Linked DNA regions of Homo sapiens: region 1 is linked to region 2. A link is a contact called in ENCODE Hi-C or POLR2A ChIA-PET data. All regions are on one chromosome and are shown on one strand. Each heading gives the region's core, a stretch centred on a gene start or an enhancer-like site at or near the end of the contact. The rest is flanking DNA. Distances are from core to core; before and after follow the strand shown. Region 1 overlaps ME3 (malic enzyme 3). Region 2 overlaps SYTL2 (synaptotagmin like 2).

Region 1 (5,336 bases), core at 906-3,405, 760 kb before region 2:
AGGGGTGGGCAAACTGTAATTTGACCTTTGACCCCTCCACTTTTCAGATATGTGACCTTGGGCAGGTTACTAAACTTTTCTGGGTTTCCTTATCTGGAGATAAGAAAAGAGTTTTGTTGGTGTTGTGTTTTGTTTTTTAAGATGAGAGCAAAATAATATTGTGGTTATATAAGGTGGAAATGATCCTGTCAAAAGACAAAATGAATGATGGACTGTAGGATGGGGGGAAAAAGTCCTTGAGTAAGCAAGCAGGAAAAAGGATCCAGTGCACACCTGAAGAGCTTAGTCTTGGAGCACAGAAAATCATCCACAGGGAGAAAGGGAAGGCAGAGTACTGGGCACTGATGGGGCAGGTGGGTAGATGTGGTGGTGGGAGCGAGGGGGAGTCCCATCTGCTTGAAGACAAGGACATCAGCATAGAGTGAGGATGGGGAGGTTTAAGGATAGAGGAAGTGGGACCTAGTTATCTAGGAGAGTGGGAGAATGTCCAGACTGGGAAGCTGGATCATGATCACTGGGCAGCTCTCTGGGCCCCCTTGGGGTTACTGTTTATGAATTTAACTTAAGCTAGTTAACCTGTTTCTTGCTTCCTCAAGCCAGGTTCAACTGTCTGGGTCCAAGGGCAGGAAGACGAAGAGAGCAGGGTGTAATCAGGGTTGGGGATTTTGCCAGGCAAGAGAAAACGGGAAAGAGCAAGGAGTTGAGAGTCTATTCAAGGGAATGATTATAATTGTATCATGAGCTCTAGGCTGGGTAAAAGGGGAGAGAATGGGAGGACGTGGTAAAGGGGAGGGACAAGGGACAGTGAAAGGGTGATCAATGGATAGTAAGTCCTGGTGAGGTTTAGAAACTGTTGAGTTGGATAGTACGTGGAATAAGCTGGAAAGAAAGGAGGTGGTGATCAGAAAGTTAGATGTTTGCAGCTAAGATTATGGAGGAAGGGCTGCTATTGGGATATGGCCACTAAATAAAGCAAATTCAAGGGTCAGCTGCATTAATAGAGGCATAGCATCTAGGACAAGGGAGGTGAATGTCACAATTCATTATCTCCATTTCAGAAATCCTGAATACCACATCCAGTGCTAGAGAAGCTACATTGAGGGTTAAAAATTACCTAAAGTGCCTTTGGAGTGCAATAACTACGATAGTGAAGAGAACCAAAAGCTGAGCCTGGTAGAGAGAAGACTCAGAGACTGCTCTGTCTATGTCAGGGACGTGCTAGTACCTCCAGATTCTAAAAGCTCTTCTTTCAGAAGAGAATTGGACTTGTTTGTATGTATCTACATGGAAAAGAACCAATTGGTGGAATGCTAAAGGAAGCACTTTTCAGCTCAAAATAAATCAGGGCTGTCTCACATTGCACTGGACTGTCTGTGGGAATGAGTTCCCTGTCACAGAAAGAGTTCAAGGATAGGTTGCATGGCTTATTTGTGGTGATATTATAGGAAGGAATTCAAGCATCAGATGTTCTTTAAGCTGCCTTCCCACCCCAGTATTCTATTCTAACCTCTTAAAAAAATCCTCTGTAGCCAACCGGATAGGTATTATTATTCCCATTTTATGCAAGAGAAAACTGAGACTCAGAGAGGCCAAGTTAGCTATCTCAGGTCACACAGTACCTGTCAGGACTACAAGCTGAACCCAGGACTACTGACTCCAAGTACAGACTCTTTCTACAATGCTGTGTCACCTGTGGATGAAAAGAGAAGGGAATGAAATTGGCTTTGAAAGCCCACTTTTTGCTTCCTGTTTCCAGGGCTCACTGCTTATCTAATGAGTCAGTAATCATTCTGTGATTCCCCACAGAAAAGTATTGCTATTCGTGTGAGAAGGTTAAATAAACTAGGATGTAAGAAGCTGTTCAAACTATCCTCAAAATCAGTTCACAGTTTTACAGACACACACACACAGGCAGTCCGGGAGCGGGGGGCGGGATCCTTGGGGAGGGGCATGCGTCAGCCAACAGGAATGTGTCATTAAACAGAAAACATGATGGATTGATGGTTGGTTGTTTTGACTTTCTAATAAGCTATAGCAGATGTTTCTGTGGATACTGTAGGTGGGGAATGAGCTGGTCTCCCCAAGCACTCTTGGGAATACAGTAGCTCCAAGACAGAATGCCCAGCCTGGGGGTGAGTCAGGAGTTCCAAAGTCAAACACAATGTATTTTAAGAAAGAACCTTGGGAAATGTTGACTCCTGCTTTCAACATCCTCATCTCTGTCCAAACATCCTGCTAATAAAAAGCTCCACCTTCCTACCCCTACCCACTAATGGGGATGTATGTTAAGATTTTTTGGCCTGAAATAAACTTACTATGGCTCAGTTCCTGCCGTGGAGCTTGGCCACTGAGGAGAACCTGCCAGGACAGAAGGAATCTCCATTTAGTCTGTGAACCACAGCAACAGACAGCTGGGAGTGTCCTTCTCAAAGCTGAGACAAAGACTGATGGCAAGGACTGATTGCCCCACTCTTCCCGCTCTTTCCCTGTCATGCAGTGGATGGGTGCATTGTACCCGGGCACCACCTCCTGCTGTCACGAGTTTTCCCTGATGGTTTCCATTCACATTTTTCATTTCTGTTACTTACAGTAGCAAGGATGGGAGTTGACTGTGTTCTGAGTTTGCACCTGGAGCCCTAACTCTGTCTGATAATTGGCCTGGGCTGGACAGAAACTTGATGTCAGCAGCAGCTTTGGCCTTTAGGCAGGCCAGGAAAGGAAATCACCCGCTTCTTCCCTAGTTCCCAAACCCTAAATACAGGGATTCTTAAGCTGCTTAGATGAGAGTGTTAAAGAAGGGAAATAATAAATAAACCTTTTTAAAAAGTCATCTACTTTTTAGCTCTAGGAAAATTTTTTTTTTAGTCTCTCCATTTTGTTGTCTCTGTGCATTCATTCATTCATTCTCTCTCTCTCTTTCCCCTCACCATAATCACACACACACACGTAATCCCTGAGATACACACCATATTGGAAATCACAATTTCTCTATTAGTGCTCTTTGTAGAAACTTCTAGTTTTCAGAGAAATTCAGACAGCCCTTGGCCTCTCTGATATCTGGAGCCAGTTACCACAGGCCCACTCCTTAATGTTACCTTCCACACTTGATGTGAGCCCCTGTCCTTCCAGAGCCAACCCCGCTTGCTCCAGCATTCATTCTCTGTGTCACTTCAACCTAAATGGGACTCCTCCCATTCCATCTCTCCTCTGCTACTCATCCCACTTGTTTCTACCTTTACATTTGGACGGCTACCCTAAAGGTTTCTGTTCAAATATACGTACTGTCAAAATGACTAGATGTCTCTACTGTGCCCTGATCAGATTTACAGGGATCAAAGGAATTGTTACTTGTCGGGCCTTTGTGCAGAGCAGAGCACCAAAGTTAAAGCTAAAAACAAGGAGATAAGATTCCAAGACTGTTCACTTGCCTCTTGATCTGTGGTGTCAAGGAACACATCTGTTTCTTTTGCTGTGTTAAAAAACCATCCTAAATCTTACTGGCTTAACATTTTATTTGCTCTTGATTCTTGGAAGCTGAACTGACTCAGCTGGAGTGATTCTTCTCCTGGTCTTGCCAATGGTCACACATATGGCTGCTTTCAGCTGGCTAACTAGCTGGGAGCGGGCTCAGCTGGGACACTGGAAAGGTTGGGCTCCTCTGTTTTTCCATTGAGTCTTAGGGTCTCTCCTTCTTCACATGGCCTCTTCTCTTCACAGGATAGCTGAACGTTTTACATGATAGTCTAGGGCTCCTAAGAACACAAGAGTGGAAGCTGCCAGGCCTTCTTAAGGATGAGACCTGGAACTGGAACAGTCTAACTTCCACCACATTATACTGGTTGAAGCAAATCATAGGTCCATACTAGATTCCAAGGGAGGAGGTTATACAAGGAAATAAATACTAGGAGGTATGGTGCATTGGGGGCCACCAATGTCAGAGACTGCCACACCCTATCTAGCCTGGGTAGGATGAGGAATGGGGCAGCCCTCACTATAGGAAGGCGTGAGAAAAGAATAACTCAGTTACACAGATAAGCAGGGGAATGGTATATAAAATCAATGAGCATGTCTACCTAGTACCTGCTGTACACCAGACACTGAGCCAGGCATAGTGAGCAATACACAGAGAAATAAACAGTCCTCCTCTCAGAGAGCTACATAGTCAAAAACATTTCGTATGTATCTATTGAAGTTTAGATAACCTGAGACTCTACACTTTCTTAGCCTCTAAGTGTCTGTGTAAGTCTGGAGCTCAAGAAGAGTTCTGGTGCAGAAACATAAAGTTGGGAGTTGCCAACCCATAGATAGTATTAATATCAAGGGAATGATTGAGATTTCCCAAAGAGAAGAGAATATGACTCACCATGGTTTTCTGAACTGTGTCCTATGGATAACTGCAAGTCAAAGTGCTCAACAAATTTTAGGACTAGACTAGGATATTGTTGGTAAGAATGGCAAGGAGGGTAAAAGGTTTCATTCCTTGTGCCAGCTCTGATTGCTTAGGACTCTGAACCTCTCTGGGTTCAACAGGGATGAGCATCATGGTTGATTAGCAATGTCTGCCCTGAGCATGGAATAAGGGGTGGCAGCAGTGTGCTATCCTTTGCCCCCTTTGGAGCTGTGAGGAGCCTTGTGACCTAAGCATCTGTGACTCTGTGAGCACTCATGCCAGCTGATCCTGCAACTCCCACAACTAAATAGCAACTCCGAGGCTAAAGGAGGCTCTGGGTTATTTTTCTCCAGGTGTTCAGGATATTTCAAGAGCTAAAGTAGGCCTCTATTTTAGTCCACATGAAGCTGCAGCTGCTTCTTCTGAGTTACAAAAACATGCAGGAATATGCTCTCTTGGGTACACTCCACCCCCACACCCACTCCCAATACACTCTGGAGCAAAGCAGTGGGTCTAATATGCTAATACTGACCTATGGTTCCTAAATCTGGCTTTGCTTCTGAGTCATCAAGGAAACTTGTCAAGAATACAGACTTCAGGCTCCTATGCCACAGAAGGCCTGGGTTGAGACCTGGACATCTGTATTTTTGAAGCTGTCCTAATGATTCTCATAGAGCTGTGCAAAGACTGAAATTTGAGAAACTCTTCGGCTGAGCACAGTGGCTCACACCTGTCATCTCAGCATTTTCGGAGGCCAAGGTAGGAGGATTATTTGAGGCCAGGAGTTCAAGACCAGCCCAGGCAACATAGTGACACCCCCGTCTCCCAAAAAAAAAAAAAAAAAAAAAAAAATCAGCTGGGTGTGGTGGCACTCGCTTTTATTGCCAGCTACTTAGAAAGCTGAAGCAAGAGGATCACTTAAGCCCAGGGGTTTGAAGCTGCAGTG
Region 2 (4,660 bases), core at 109-2,608:
AAGGGAGTAAAAATATGGACTATAGCCAAGATTCAAAAAGCCCAGGAAAAGGGAATGGGGCATCTCCTTCAAATAGTAACTATTCCTACAGTGTTCTCAAGGAATCTGATGCAGAAAACCAAGTTCCATGCAACACTAATAATATTGGCAACTTGGGTGAAGAAGAACCCAAGTTTCATGCTCATGAAGAAAATAGAGGACACTCAGAAGTGAATTTTGACTCTTCAACAGTTGTCAAAGAACCAGGTTTGAAAGATAACATGAATGCAGAGAGAAAGAGCAAAGTAGGAAATACCTATATCCTGAAAGCCTCCTTAGAGCCAGAGAATATTAAGTCAACACCTGGGGTTGCCAACAATGGCTCTCCTTGGAAGAAGCCTGAGGTCCAATTCCAGCAAGAAGCTGGTGAGGTTCCCAAGAACCAAGTGCAGAGAGAGAAATACAAAAGAGTGAGTGACAGAATATCCTTTTGGGAAGGAGAGAAAGCTGGTGCTAAGATAACTCATGAAAAACCCACATCTTCATGTAGCCAGGAACAACCTTCTGCTAAAGCATATCAGCCTGTGAAGAAGTCACAGGGTGTATCATCCATGGACAGTTTATCTACAGACCAGAGTGAATATAATCAGGCCATTCCCAAACGAGTGGTCTTAGATGAGGATGATCAAGCATCCCAGCTCTCCAATTCTTATTCCTCAAATAAATCTAAAGAGACCAAGCCACAAATAGCAGGTCCATCCAGATACTATCTTTCAGCTGAGCAATCAGATAAAGTGTCTCTGTTTCAGAATAAGAAAAATGAGCCTATAAAAAGATCACAAGTGGCAGACAGTTTGCCTTCTAGAAGAAACATTACTTTACCAGCACTGCAACCTCCCTCAAATGTCGGGAGTGAACGACATGCTCCATTGGAGAAAGACAGACCTCTAGTTCGTGAATCAAATGCCAACTTTAAAGTTATGTCCCTAAAAGAAAGAATGGATGAACCCAATGCAGAACAGGTCTATAATCCCTCTCAGTTTGAGAATTTGAGAAAGTTTTGGGACTTAGAAGCTAATTCAAACAGTAAGGATAATGACAAGAATATTACCACCACAAGCCAAAAAAATTCTGCACCTTTTAATAGGCAGAAACACAAGGAATTCAGCGACATTAAATTATCAGGTAAAAATACCCATGAAGCAGAGGTGCTTCTAAGCCCAAAAAAAGTTATGGCAAGAGAGGAAATGGAGAAATTAAATTCAAAGGGCATACTCCAGGTGCTACCAGATGAAATCACATTTCCTTTGAGTCCACTTAGAAAGTATACTTATCAGTTGCCAGGAAATGAGTCATCAAAGGAAAATGTGGAAAAGAATACGGAAGGGATTGTTACTCCAGTGTTTAAGGAAGAAAAGGATTACTCAGAACAAGAGATTCAAGAATCCATAATAAAAACCAATGTTTTGTCTAAAGACTGCAAAGACACTTTTAATGACAGCTTGCAGAAACTGCTTTCAGAAACCTCAACACCAGCAATTCAACCCTCTGGTGGAAAAGTTCATGGAAAACAAGTGCTTGAACCAAGTGTTTCTGAAAATAGGACATGGCCTCAAAAAACAGATTTTGCTGATACTGAGGAAGAAGTCAAAGGACCTGAGAAGATCATTAATGAGCATGTTGACAAAACAGTAGTTCATCCAAAGGTTAAACGGAACTCTTTGACTGCTAGTCTAGACAAACTCCTGAAGGAAGCAACTGGAACTTCACCCTCTCCCTTGCAAGCCAAGTTGGCGCCTGTTATCACTGGAACCAACTCTAAGCTGGAAGAGGGGAGATTTTTTGGAAAAGGGATAGAACAGAGTCACAATACTTCAGCTGATAAGAGAGAAATACTAGCTCCTTTTCCAGTGAGAGATGAAACTTTTGGAAATACAGCTCTCCTCAAGAAAGCTGAAAGTGGTGAGTGCCAGCTAAGCACACAGAATTTGATTCAGATGGCTGCAGAAGATTCTCATCCATTGGATCCAACTTCCCAGCTTTCCAGAAAGGGTTCTTTTGGGGATGTGGCCAGCCCTCCCCAAGATATGCTTTTTCCCCAGGATGCTCATCTTGTTCCCCAGGCTAGGGTACACCCTTCTCAAACGGAAATTTCGGAGACTGTAGAGAAAGTCATTCTTCCACCCAGACCTGTATTGAATGATGTAAGTGCTGCATTACAGAAGCTGTGTGGAGAAGTATGGTTAAGTTATCCAGCTGGAAGGGAAGTAGGTCCTGGAGAAGTGAACCCAGAATTTCCTGAAGCAGTACAGCCAGTATGTAGCCCCCTAAATCCTCCAGGAGTGATATCACCATGGGCTACGATGGACACCATAGTTCCAGACAGGAAGGATTTTTATTCCTCCAATGTAGTTCCTGATAAAACTCATGAAGTTGGATCTTATTTAGCTGCCCAAATGTCTCCATCAGACCAGACGCTTAGCTCATTTGCTTCCATTGTTGCTCAATATGGCAAAGGCCTCCCTCAGGAAGTGGAAGAAATTGTGAGGGAAACAATTGTTCAACCCAAATCAGAGTTCCTCGAATTCAGTGCTGGCTTAGAAAAACTACTGAAGGAAGAAACTGAAACCTTCCCCTCAAAATATGAAAGTGATACAGGGAATCTTTCTCCATCAAAGTTAATAGGTAGTACAGAGGAGCCCAGGCGAGCCACTTCTGAATGCCATCCTGAGGAATTAAAAGAAACAGTAGAAAAGGCCGAGGCTCCGTTAATAACTGAGAGTGCTTTTGATGCTGGTTTTGAGAAACTTCTTAAAGAAATAACTGAAGCTCCTCCTTATCAGCCCCAGGTGTCAGTGAGAGAAGAAACTCACGAGAAGGAGTCCTCACAGTCAGAGCAGACCAGGTTCTTGGGGACAGTGCCCCATTTTTACAGGGCAGCCTCACAGACCTCTGAAATGAAGGATAAAAGTAATGGTTTGGAATCTCAAGTCAACCAATGTGATAAAATGTTGGGAGGAGACGCACTTGTGACTGATTTATTGGTAGATTTTTGTGGTTCCAGAAGTGGAGTTGAGATCCCTAGAACCCCACAACTTTATGTGGCTCATGAAATAGGGACCATTAAAACTGTAACCCCCCCAGAGGACAGGGACAGTGAAAGTGGGGTTGCAGGGGGACAAGGGACTCTTCAGGAACCTGGCTTTGGAGAGGCTTCTGAAGCAATTAGTGTGTCCAGAAATAGGCAACCCATTCCTCTCCTGATGAACAAAGAAAACTCTACAAAAACAAGTAAAGTTGAATTGACTCTAGCATCGCCATATATGAAACAAGAGAAAGAGGAAGAAAAAGAAGGTTTCTCTGAGTCTGATTTTTCAGATGGAAACACCAGTTCTAATGCAGAGAGCTGGAGAAATCCTTCCAGTGAGCATTTAAAATTTTTTAACTCACAGTGAGTCTGCTTTATGGAATGCTGATGTAAAGGATGATTTTTTTTAATTGGGATTAATTTGATATTCTTAAATGATGTTAAATTCTTCTTACCACTTCTGTGTTCCTGAGACTTTCTTAATTAAAAAAATTATTTATATTTTTTAATCAAATGCATTACATAATTCTTAAATGATGTTAAATTCTTCTTACCACTTCTGTGTTCCTGAGACTTTCTTAATTAAAAAAATTATTTATATTTTTTAATCAAATGCATTACGTAAAACAGCTTTCCTATAAGGCTGTTTCAGAGTCTGAGTTGACTTCTCTTTAATCTACCTATAGAACTTTTAGGTTTCAAAAAATACTTTTTAAATGACTTTTTGGGTTTGGAAAGTACCTTTAATACATTTAAGCTAGTTTTCCTCCTGGAAATATTTAGAATTTCTTCCTTAATTGGCAACCTTTATAGAAGTCTGGTAAGATTTGTCGCAAAGATGTGCCACAGATGGACACAAATTTCCCATTCGGGAGCAATATCTTACCACAGTGGTGGCTAAATGCTAGGGACAAAATACAAGGCCGGAACTTTCCTTCCCTCAGATACCTTGTGCTGTGGTGTTTTGTTGCCACTTTCTCCCTCTCATTTTCAATTATATGCACAATCTTCCCTTTCTAGAGTATGACTTTGGCCAGATGACTCACCTGATGCCACCTAAGGGCATTGCCTGGCCAGGTACATTTCTCTGGCTCCAGCCTTGGCTAAGTTGATGACCTGAGTCGATCTCCACATTCATCTACATGAACGTGGGGGCGTTGGTTTTGGCGGCCAGGCTGTAAAATGTAGGGCTTGTCTCAGTTTGCTATTTAATCAACATGTGGACATTTTAGCAGAGAAACCCCAGAGCAAATAGGAATGAGAAGCTACCTGATTAAAATGATGAAATGATAGAGAATGTTTTTTGGCTGGGACATTTTAACCAAAGTTGCACAACTGATGCTGATTGCCTTCCTTGTAGTTTAGTAGAATTTGTCATTTGTTTAGCTCCTTTTCGTTCCAGTGAAAATAGATAAGCTTTACTGAGTGGCTTACTTTGAGGTGTGGACTCCTTTGTAAGTAGCTATAGGGTCTCTTCTTGAACACTGACCAAAGAATCCACCTTTAATCCTATTCAGTTAAGTTGAAGCCCCTCTAAAAAATTTTGTTGTTAATAAAAAAAAGAAAGAAATTGAAATATCAATCTCTAAAACC

What was found. A loop is a pair of places that touch in the nucleus more often than their neighbours do. ChIA-PET counts read pairs that join two places held with the same protein, here RNA polymerase II (POLR2A).
Region 1: a map with no recorded cell type shows a loop between it and region 2 (2.3-fold over the local background). The contact joins two enhancer-like sites. A Hi-C loop is called at or near these places in 1 of 37 single-sample maps with no recorded cell type. POLR2A ChIA-PET finds 5 or more read pairs at or near these places in 1 of 52 experiments (activated CD8-positive, alpha-beta memory T cell).

Annotation. Positions count from the first base shown.
Region 1 is chr11:86,481,115-86,486,450 of GRCh38, reverse strand. The region is part of intron 7 of ME3 (malic enzyme 3); the gene reads left to right. Among named protein-coding and RNA genes, the nearest start is that of CCDC81, 110 kb to the right of the region's middle. RefSeq lists an enhancer at 1,790-2,084. Within about 2 kb of position 2,155, at least 12 of the 41 ENCODE cell types and tissues checked have a DNase peak (open chromatin) inside an H3K27ac peak, as active enhancers do.
Region 2 is chr11:85,722,774-85,727,433 of GRCh38, reverse strand. It overlaps SYTL2 (synaptotagmin like 2), which reads left to right. Exons shown (of 20, transcript NM_206927.4): 8 at 1-3,402. Among named protein-coding and RNA genes, the nearest start is that of CCDC89, 39 kb to the right of the region's middle. Within about 2 kb of position 1,358, at least 5 of the 41 ENCODE cell types and tissues checked have a DNase peak (open chromatin) inside an H3K27ac peak, as active enhancers do.